Linked DNA regions of Homo sapiens: region 2 is linked to region 1. A link is an interaction called in ENCODE POLR2A ChIA-PET data of the cell type or tissue named here. Cell type or tissue: HepG2. All regions are shown on one strand. Each heading gives the region's core, and the rest is flanking DNA. Links, peaks and the distances in the headings are about the cores only.

Region 1 (4,729 bases), core at 802-3,301:
TTCTGTGTCTTTCCCCTATTGGCTAGGGTTGGACCACACAGTCTAAACTAGTCCCAGTTGGCTAAACATTTAAACTTTCTTAGATAAGGTAGGCACGTAAGGGAGGTGAGAAGGGAGAGAAGGGGGGTCATTTACGGAGGGACTAGGAGGGTAACCTATTCCCTAATAAGGAAAGAAATGTGGACTGGGGTTGTAGCAAGTTCAGGCATGCCTAGGCATATTCAGACAAGCTGCGGTGCAGCACAGGCAAGGGGGTATTTGGAATTGTAGGATAGAGAATGAGGAAACTGGATAAGCTGTTTGAAGAGGAAACCTAACTGCATCTAACATTTTATTTATTTATTGAGACAGAGTCTCACTCTGTTGCCCAGGCTTGAGTGCAGTGGTGTGATCTTTGCTCACTGCAACCTGTTTCCAGGGTGCAAGCAATTCTAATGTCTCAGCCTCCGGAGCAGCTAGGACTACAGGCATATGCCACCATGCCTGACTAATTTTTGTATTTTTGGTAGAGATAGGGTTTCAACATGTTGCCTAGGCTGGCCTTGAACTAACTCCTGGCCTCAAGTGATCCACCCTCCTTGGCCTCCCAACATGCTGGGATTATAGGCGTGAGCCCCTGCACCTAGCTGATCAACATTTTAAGTGTAAATTTGCCCAGCATCACTGGGAAGGCTCATTCCCATGGGGGGGGGGGGGGTAAGAGGAGAGGTGCTCTGGCTCATGAACTCGGTGAGGTCTCCAGGCAGAAGATATTGGCAGCACAACGGGACAGAGCAGCGGGATCCCAGGCCGCCTGCTTGGAGAGAAGCTGTGGTGTCGCGGATCATTCCTAAGTGTTCTAGCTATCATGATTTTCGTTTTTATTCTTGACTTTAGACATCTAGAAATACAAAGCCTAATCAAGTGAAGAATAAAAAATATGATGCAAATAAAATCCCAATCTGGAAAGCATTCCTATTCCTAAAGGTAATCAATCATGTAAATCACGTGAGGGGTCTGTTTTTCTACCATCTTGCAGCCATTTTGCCTTTTTTTTTTTTTTTTTTTTTTGAGACAGAGCATCACTCTGTTGCTCAGGCTGGAGTGCACTGGCGTGATCTCAGCTCACTGCAACCTCTGCCTCCTGGGCTCTAGTGATACTCCTGCCTCAGCCTCCCAAGTTGCTGGGATTACAGATGTGTACCACCATACTTGGCAAATTTTTTTTATTTTTTATTTTTTTTTATTTTTAGTAGAGATGGTGTTTCGCCATTTTGGCCAGGCTGGTCTCGAACACCTGACCTCAAGGGATCCACCAGCCTTGGCCTCCCAAAGTGCTGGGATTACAGGTGTGAGCCACCGCACCCAGCCCATTTAACTTTTTGAGTGATTTCTAATTAATTTCCCACTTCTCGTCCTGGTCTGAAGAATAAGGTAACTGGCTGCAGATCAGCTTCAGCTGGGGATCTCCAGGTGGAAGGTACCCATGCATGCAGGACTGCCTTTTTATTTATTTTTTTTAATTTTACGTTAAGTTCTGGGATACACATGCAGAACGTGCAGGTTTGTCGCATAGTATACATGTGCCGTGGTGGTTTGCTGCACCTATCAACCCAGCATCTAGGTTTTAAGCCCCACATGTATTAGGTATTTGTCCTAGTGCTCTCCCTCCCCTTGCCCTTTACCCCCTAACAGGGCCACGGTGTGTGTTTTTCCCCTCCCTGTGTCCTTGTGTTCTTATTGTTCAGCTCCCACTTATGAGTGAGAACATGCGGTGTTTGGTTTTCTGTTCCTGTGTTAGTTTGCTGAGAATGATGCCTTCCAGCTTCATCCATGTCCCTGCAAAGGACATGACCTCATTCTTTTTTATGGCTGCGAGGACTGCCTTTTTAAAATGAGAAATGTGAATGCATGAGTCAGTGCCTTTGAGTTTAGCTGCACAAGGAATTGGTAAACAATCCCCAACATGGGCCCTTCTGGTGAGCTGGAGGGAGTCCCTTATTTGATAGAAAGAGTCCTTGATTTGATGTCTTTTCCAAGAATCAAAACCTCCTAGTTGCAGGCCATGACCTCTGATGTCTTCGTCTCCTGGGTGCTGACTCTTCAAAGAATCTTTAATTTAGAGTTTTTAGTGAGAAGCTGTATAAGGCCTTGCAATCATGAAGAATGTCACCTTTAGGGTGAGCTGGTTCACTGGGCTCCTTCCTCCAGGCACATGGGGCTTCCTGCAGTTATTTCAAAGGGAGAAAGCTGAGGTTTTCCAAACAGGTAGAAGGTAATTTAAGCAATACCAATGGAAGAGCCTTAGGCAAGACAAGGTTCAAAGTTTCTGTAAACTTTGCCATTTGTTCTTGTATCCATTGTGGCAGGAAAATAAGGTCTGGAGGCAGGGAACATAAGGCCAATTCACACTTCAGCTATAACAGGAAATATCCTCTCCATATGGCATCACTTTACGTCATCCTCTTCATTTACACAGGGTGTACCCCAAGTAGAGGGTATTTAAACTCACATAAACTCACAAAAACTCTGTAACAGGGCCTTTGAGCCCCTATGCTCAGGCCCACTACCACACTGTGGAGTGTACTTTCATTTTCAATAAAACCCTTCATTCGGCTGGGTGCAGTGGCTCACGCCTGTAATCCTAGCACTTTGGGAGACGAGGCAGGTGGATCACCTAAGGTCAGGAGTTCGAGACCAGCCTGGTCACCATGGGGAAACCCCATCTCTACTAAAAATACAAAAATTAGCTGGGCGTGGTGGCGGATGCCTGTAGTCCCAGCTACTCGGGAGGCTGCGCACGACAATCGCTTGAACCCGGGCGGCAGAGGTTGGCAGTGAGCCGAGTTTGCACCACTGCACTCCAGCCTGGGCGACAGAGCAAGACTCCGTCCCAAGAAAAACAAAGTAAGACAAAGCCCTTCATTCTTTCCTTGCTTTGTTTGTGCGTTTTGTCCACTTCTTTGTTCAAGACACCGAGGACCTGGACACCCTCCACTCTTAACACCGTCTATGTGTTCCGCCAGGCCAGAGGCTGAGGGTGGCATGCATAGTGCAGTGGTGAAAAATCGCCGTATGTCACAAATAGACCGAATTGTCTGACAGGTGAAATGGGTTCCTCGGTTGCTGTGCAACTTGGAGGACTCCCCAAGAAGGAATAATTTTCTCTAGCGAAAATTTACCTACTGTTCAGGCCATGGCTCTACGGCATGGCAATGCTTCAACCCAATGAGAAAACATGGAAATCATGACCAGGATGTACTTGTATCCTTGAGATAAAGGCAGTTGGACAAAATTCAGTTGCCATTTTATCTCAAAAGGTCCTGATGGGAAATGTCTCAGGGAAATGTCCTTGAGGAACGTGGAGTGCTTTTCAGAATTGTGTTGGGACAAGCAGGATGGGGGGAGTACACTTTTTTTTTTTTCTGAGATGGCGTTTCGCTCTTGTTGCCCAGGCAACAAGTCTTGTTTTGTTTTGTTTTGTTTTTGAGACAGAGTCTTGCTCTGTCACCCAGGCTGCAGTGCAATGGCGCAATCTTGGCTCACTGCAACCTCTCCCTCCCGGGTCCAAGCTATTCTCCTGCCCTCAGCCTCCCAAGTAGCTGGGATTACAGGCGCCTGCCACCATGCCTGGCTAATTTTGTATTTTTTTAGTAGAGATGGGGTTTCACCATGTTGGTCAATGTGGTCTCGAACTCCTGACTTCAAGTGATCCACCCACCTCGGCCTCCCAAAGTGCTGGGATTACAGGCATGAGCCGCTGAGTTCAGCCGAGAGTACACCTTTTGAGCCATCATGGGTGATGGTTTCCAGGAATATTATTTTTCCATGAAATTGTTTTTCCATGAAATCGTTTTATCTGACTCCAGTGAGTTGACTCATGAACATATTGTAAAAAGGGTAACCAAAGTCGCGAGAGAAGAATTGGTCTATCACTGAACTGTACCATAAACCCATTTCAGGAGAGGACGTGACATCCCCCTCTTACTTTTCCAAAGCTTTAACTCTTTTTCAGGGCCTTTCTCTGTGCTTTCTTCAGCGAGGTTTTTTTGTTTTGTTTTGTTTTTGAGATGGAGTCTCACTCTGTCTTCCAGCCTGGAGTGCAGTCGCGCAATCTCAGCTCACTGCAACCTCTGCCTCCTGGGTTCAAGCGATTCTCCTGCCTCAGCCTCCCGGGTAGCTGGAATTACAGGTATGCACCACCACGCCTGGCTAATTTTTGTATTTTTAGTAGAGACAGGGTTTCACCATGTTGGCCAGGCTGGTCTTGGACTCCTGGCCTCAAGTGATCTGCCCGCCTTGGCCTCCCAAAGTGCAGGAATTACAGGCATGAGCCACCGTGCTTGGCCTCCTTCAGCAAAGTTTTAATTGGAGCATATGCTTGCAGGGATAGCTCGAGATGTATAGTTTTTGGGTGAGGAAAGACACTTCAGCAACAGTTTTGGTCACAGCCTCTGTGAAACAGTTGCTCTTACCATCAAAAGTGTCTGGCTTCCGATGTCTAGGAATTTTGATAAGGGCCAGTGATTTCAGTTTCTGAATGACCTCCAAGAGATCAAAGGCCTGTTGGCCATTTTTAAGGGATTGTCTGGAAGAAGTCAGGAATCTACGTTATTTCCGGAGCATCCCCAAATCACGTGCTGTTGTAAATGCGCCTCTGCTCTCTGTGTAAACTTCAGCAACCTTGCTTTCTGCGCATCGACAGGCTCTGGCTAAGGCAATCAGTTTTGCTGGGTGGGCCAACTTTGCC
Region 2 (4,729 bases), core at 1,130-3,629, 59 kb before region 1:
TTGGCCGATCAAGATGACACTGAGTAACTCTTCAGAACTAGGTGAACTTGGCCGGGCGCAGTGGCTCACACCTGTAATCCCAGCACTTTGAGAGGCTGAGGCAGGTGGATAATCTGAGGTTAGGAGTTTGAGACCAGCCTGGCCAACGTGGCGAAACCCCATCTCCACTAAAATACAAAATTTAGCTGGGCGTGGTGGCAGTTGCCTGTAATCCCAGCTACTCAGGAGGCTGAGGCAAGAGAATCACTTGAACCCAGGAGGCAGAGGTTGCAGTGAGCCAAGATCATGCCACTGCACTCCAGCCTGGGCAACAAGAGCAAAACTGTCTCAAAAAAAAAAAAAAAAAAAAAAAAAAAAGAACTAGATGAACTTATGAGTGAAGAAGCTTATAAAAAATACGGAAAAATCTATTGAGGAGTGAAAATAACCCCTAAATAAACTAGTATGAAATAATTTAAAATATAAAAATAAAAAACAAAATTAATAAAGTAAAAAACAAGTCTTATGCCTGATATATGAACCACACCAAAAGTTCACCAAATTGCACGATGCCGTAATCAGAGACAATCAAACCACAAACCAAGAGGAGCAGTTGACGTTTTCCCTGCTAAAAACAGCTGTTCCAGCAGCCATGGTGCCTGTAGTCCCAGCTACTTGGAAGGCCGAGGCGAGAGGAGTTAAACTTCAGCCTGGGCAACATGATGAGACCTCACTATTTAAAAACAAAAATTGAAAAAGAAACCTAAAAAAGCAGGTTTTCCGAAGACGTTGTTATAAGGCTCCATATAATAATGAGACTCTCACCCTCTCAATGCCATTCTTCATTTGGCAGGATAATGCTATAATTAAAATTTCACAATAAGTAACTGCTATAGGTAACTTGAGAAAACCTGACCTAAAAAAAAAAAAAAAAGAAATCCTTTTAGTCCACCTAGTGGGCAAATTTGGCATTTTCCCTAACACAGTTTTTTGTTCAAATTGTACTGGTGGTCCCTTTTATAAACCTGGCGTTCACAAAGTAGTGATTAATTCGATCCTGTATGAAATACTTCTCAGTGGCTATCACAGGCCTGGCCCAGTCTCCTCCATGGCCTTTTGTTTAATTTGTTGCCCTTAGGCTGGGGCTGTTAGTTCAAAACCACTTCTACGAACTAAGTTTATTATATTGTTGCCAATTTTTTCATTATAATTTTTAAATGTTGTTCTTAGTGCCTGTCTAATCTCAACGAAGCCAACTCTCCTAACAGGATAATACTTGCTCAACACCTCCAGATAATGACTAATGCCTACAAAGCAGATGAAATAAAATGTAATACTGGACTCCAGATGAAACTGCTTTGAGGCCAGGTGCAGTGGTTCACGCCTGCAACCCCAGCACTTTGGGAGGCTGAGGCGGGCAGATCACCTGAAGTCAGGAGTTCAAGACCAGCCTGGCCGACATGGTGAAACCCTGTCTCTACAAAAAAAAAAAAAAAAGAGAGAGAGAGAGAGAGAGGAAAAAAATCAGCTGGGGGTGGTGGCGCATGCCTGTAATTCCAGCTATTCAGGAGGCTGAGGCAGAAGAATCGCATGAAACCAGGAGGCAGAGGTTGCAGTGAGCCAAGATAGTGCCACTGCACTCCAGCCTGGACTACAAGAGCAAAACTACATCTCAAAAAGGAAAGAAAGAAAGAAAGAAAAAAAGTAACTGCTTTGAGACATTTTTTCCTTCTGGCCTCGTTATTACACAAATGTGGCCCAGGTTGCTGACTTAGACCCCGCCATGTTCCCTCCAATGTGGGACAGAGACAGCTGGCACAAGCCCATTACAGCCCCAGGGACAGATAAGCCTGGCTGCAGAACGGCTGGTTAGCGATGCTTTCAGAGAAATATCTTGATCAAAAGAGAAAAATGTAAAGCTAATCACACAAATTGGGTCATTCTTGTCCCACCCAACCAAGGGTCAAGAGGCCAGCGGGAAGGAGCACTCAGGGCACATAGAATTTCTCCAAGAATGTCATTCTCTGTAAGACCGGCTGCTGAAACTGCTGCCACCTGAAACCAGTTTACCTAATGCCTACTAAACAACCTGCTGACACGACTCGTTTTACCCTCTGCCCTCACTCATCAGTCGGAGCTTGCCAGCTCCCCAAACTCACCAGTGCCAATGAGCTTTCTTAAAGAGCAGTAGTAATATTTCTCCTCTTTATAAAACCTCCAGCCTTTCTTCATTCTTTGGACATCCTAAAGACCACTCACGCTACAGATATCCACAAATTACACTTCTTTCCCCAAATAAAACATTTTAATTTTGAGGATTCATCTCTGTATTTAACTTCGACACTGATAACAGGGAAATACGCAGCAAAGACACCTCAACCCCCAGGGGTCCCCTTCTAAGCACTCCCTCCCCCAGTCAGCCCAGACTTCCTAGGGGCGGGGAATGGCTGGGCAGCTCCACCTGTGACAATGGACTCTGCCCCGTCCCTGATCGAAATGACTGACAGCAAGCTCTCCTTCAGGCCTGGCCTCCCCGGAGTTCTCACTTAGCAAATGGCTTTCTAATGAGAGCACAGGAATTTGTCCCTATGTGTGGACTGACAATGAATAAAAGAAGCAGAAATCCATGGTGAACTTTATTTCAGCGAATAGAGGACAAAGATCAGCGACAGCTCCTGTGGGATTCGGGAGATTTGTCAGCCACGTAGGCATAGAAGATGGGAAAATGGGATCCACTTTTTTCCCCTTTGGGGCCAACCTGGCAATTTGTGTGCAAAGCACAGGAATTCCACACAAGGAATTTGGCGTAATAGAAGTAATTAGGGCTGGGCGTGCTGCCTCATGCCTGTAATTCCAGCACTTTGGGAGGCCAATGCAGGAGGATTGCTTGAGCCCAGGAGTTGAAGACCAGCCTGGGTACCATAGCAAGATCCTATCTCTACCAAAACAAAACAAAACAAAACAAATTAGCTGGGTGTAGTAGTGTACACCTGTCTAAAAAAAAAATGTAATTAGTAACAGGAATGCTCCAAACTCAGGAAAAAAAACAAAACAATATTTTTAAACTGCTAAGAAGACCAAAAATTATTTCAAAACCATGAGGTAAAATGACAGAGGTCCTGGTGAGGAGAGGACTTTATCAAGGGTGTAATGGAAGACGCTGGGCATGATTCACATGTTGTGGAGACCCCTGGAGAAGGGGGGCTAGAGTCAGGCAGGGGTGTGAGTGACCCAGGCACAGAAGTGGGGCAGGAGGGACTTGGGACCCTCCTTCTGAAGCTCCCCAGGAGGCTCCTCCTTTTACCTGCCCTTGATCCTGGAGTCCTCTCTGCCAGAGACAGGAGGCCACATGGTTCTCACCACCAGGCTAGTGGACAAATCCCTTTGTTTCCAGGGTGGGCCTGGAAGGGATTAGGTTACTTTCTGGTCCACACCAGAGGCTCCCCTAGAAGGCAGACAGCCCCAGGGACTGACTCAGGGACCCAGAGGCTGGGATGGGGGAGGCCAGGGAGTGAGGCCAGGGCAGGCAGCTGTGGGGGCTGGGCTGGGGAGAGGAAACAGTACTGGGGCAGAGGGGACGCCTGTAATCCCAGCACTTTGGGAGGCCGAGGTGGGAGGCTCATTTCAGCTGAGGAGTTCAAGACCAGCCTGGGCAACATAGCGAGAACGGTTCCTGGGGGAAAAAAAAAAAAGAAAAAAAGCATGAAATACAATGTGTCTATATTGAAATCTGTACTGTAATTGAGATGAAATACTGTGGAAAAACTCAAGGAATTTACCTAAATGCTCCGCAATCTAATTCCAAATACCAATGGTAATTCTCAATACCTAATTAGGAAAACATCACAACCTGCATTTGAAGAAAAGAGTAACGTTCAACTTCTAACGAGGCGTGCGATCATTTCGGCACTTGGAACATGAAACAAAGTCAAAACATTTTCAGGCAAGGTGAATTGCTGATCAAGTATCAGATGTCCAGGTCTGCTCCCCTTACCGTTGCGATTGATTCACCACTACATCTCTTCTGAAAGTACCACACGGTGTGGAATCCTCAACTTAAGTACAAAACACGACGAAACTGATTAGGAAAATCCATTTGTCAACTGTGGGAGGCTCTGGATGTGTAGAGTACCTAGACTGTGGTAACCCCTCCACCCTGCGTGCCTCCATCACATCATCCAGCTGTTCACCTTAAATAAATACAATTTCTATCCATCAATTACACCGCAATAGAGCTGGGGGCCATTTTTTAAAAACTTCCTCTGGCATGCAGCAATTGATAAGAACTTGCAAAGCTGAGAAGGCACCGATTTAAAACTCGCGCCAACGCGGCTGCGCGCCTTGTCCTCCGCCCAGGAACCCTGGAGGCCACGGCCTCGCCCGGCTCCTGCGCTGGCACTGGACGTCCCGCCGGCTGTACCTGGCGCCCCGTGGCCTCGCTCCCGACCGCTGCCCCGCAGAGGCCTCCCGACCGCCGAGGCCCTCGCCACGCCCGGGTGCCCCCAGGGGGCGCCGGCTTCCACCCACAGAGCTCCCCAGGCCTGGGCGGGCGCAGGGAGGGCGCGACCGGGGCGCACCCGCGCGGGAACTTGGCAGAGACTCGCGGGACGTGGCGGGGGCGCCTCAGGAAACGCGCCGCGGGGCTGCGGGGTCGAGGGGAGGGGACTAGTGTGCAGGGGCCACCCTCTCCCCAGCCCCGCCCCCCGAGTCCAGCTCCGCCCCTGATGCGTACCTGGCGGGACTGGGTCCC

The links. ChIA-PET counts read pairs that join two places held together with the same protein. Peaks named below come from ENCODE experiments on the same cell type or tissue, not always from the same donor. Only the 100,000 strongest peaks of a DNase experiment are listed, where the experiment ranks them.
Region 2: POLR2A ChIA-PET joins it to region 1 with 5 read pairs; 2 of 35 experiments call an interaction of 5 or more read pairs at or near these places.

What each region holds. Positions count from the first base shown.
Region 1 is chr14:103,244,027-103,248,755 of GRCh38, forward strand. No RefSeq gene overlaps it. Among named protein-coding and RNA genes, the nearest start is that of LINC00605, 57 kb to the left of the region's middle. RefSeq lists an enhancer at 1-732. In HepG2, for the core only: no CTCF peak of the experiment used is centred there; DNase peaks (open chromatin) are centred at 1,655, 1,905 and 2,315; H3K4me3 peaks cover 378 bases.
Region 2 is chr14:103,184,619-103,189,347 of GRCh38, forward strand. It overlaps LINC00605 (long intergenic non-protein coding RNA 605), which reads right to left and starts at 4,410. Exons shown (of 3, transcript NR_033938.1): 1 at 3,974-4,410; 2 at 3,759-3,829; 3 at 2,603-3,652. It also overlaps the pseudogene GCSHP2. RefSeq lists a silencer at 4,479-4,528. In HepG2, for the core only: no CTCF peak of the experiment used is centred there; a DNase peak (open chromatin) is centred at 2,483; H3K4me3 peaks cover 1,320 bases.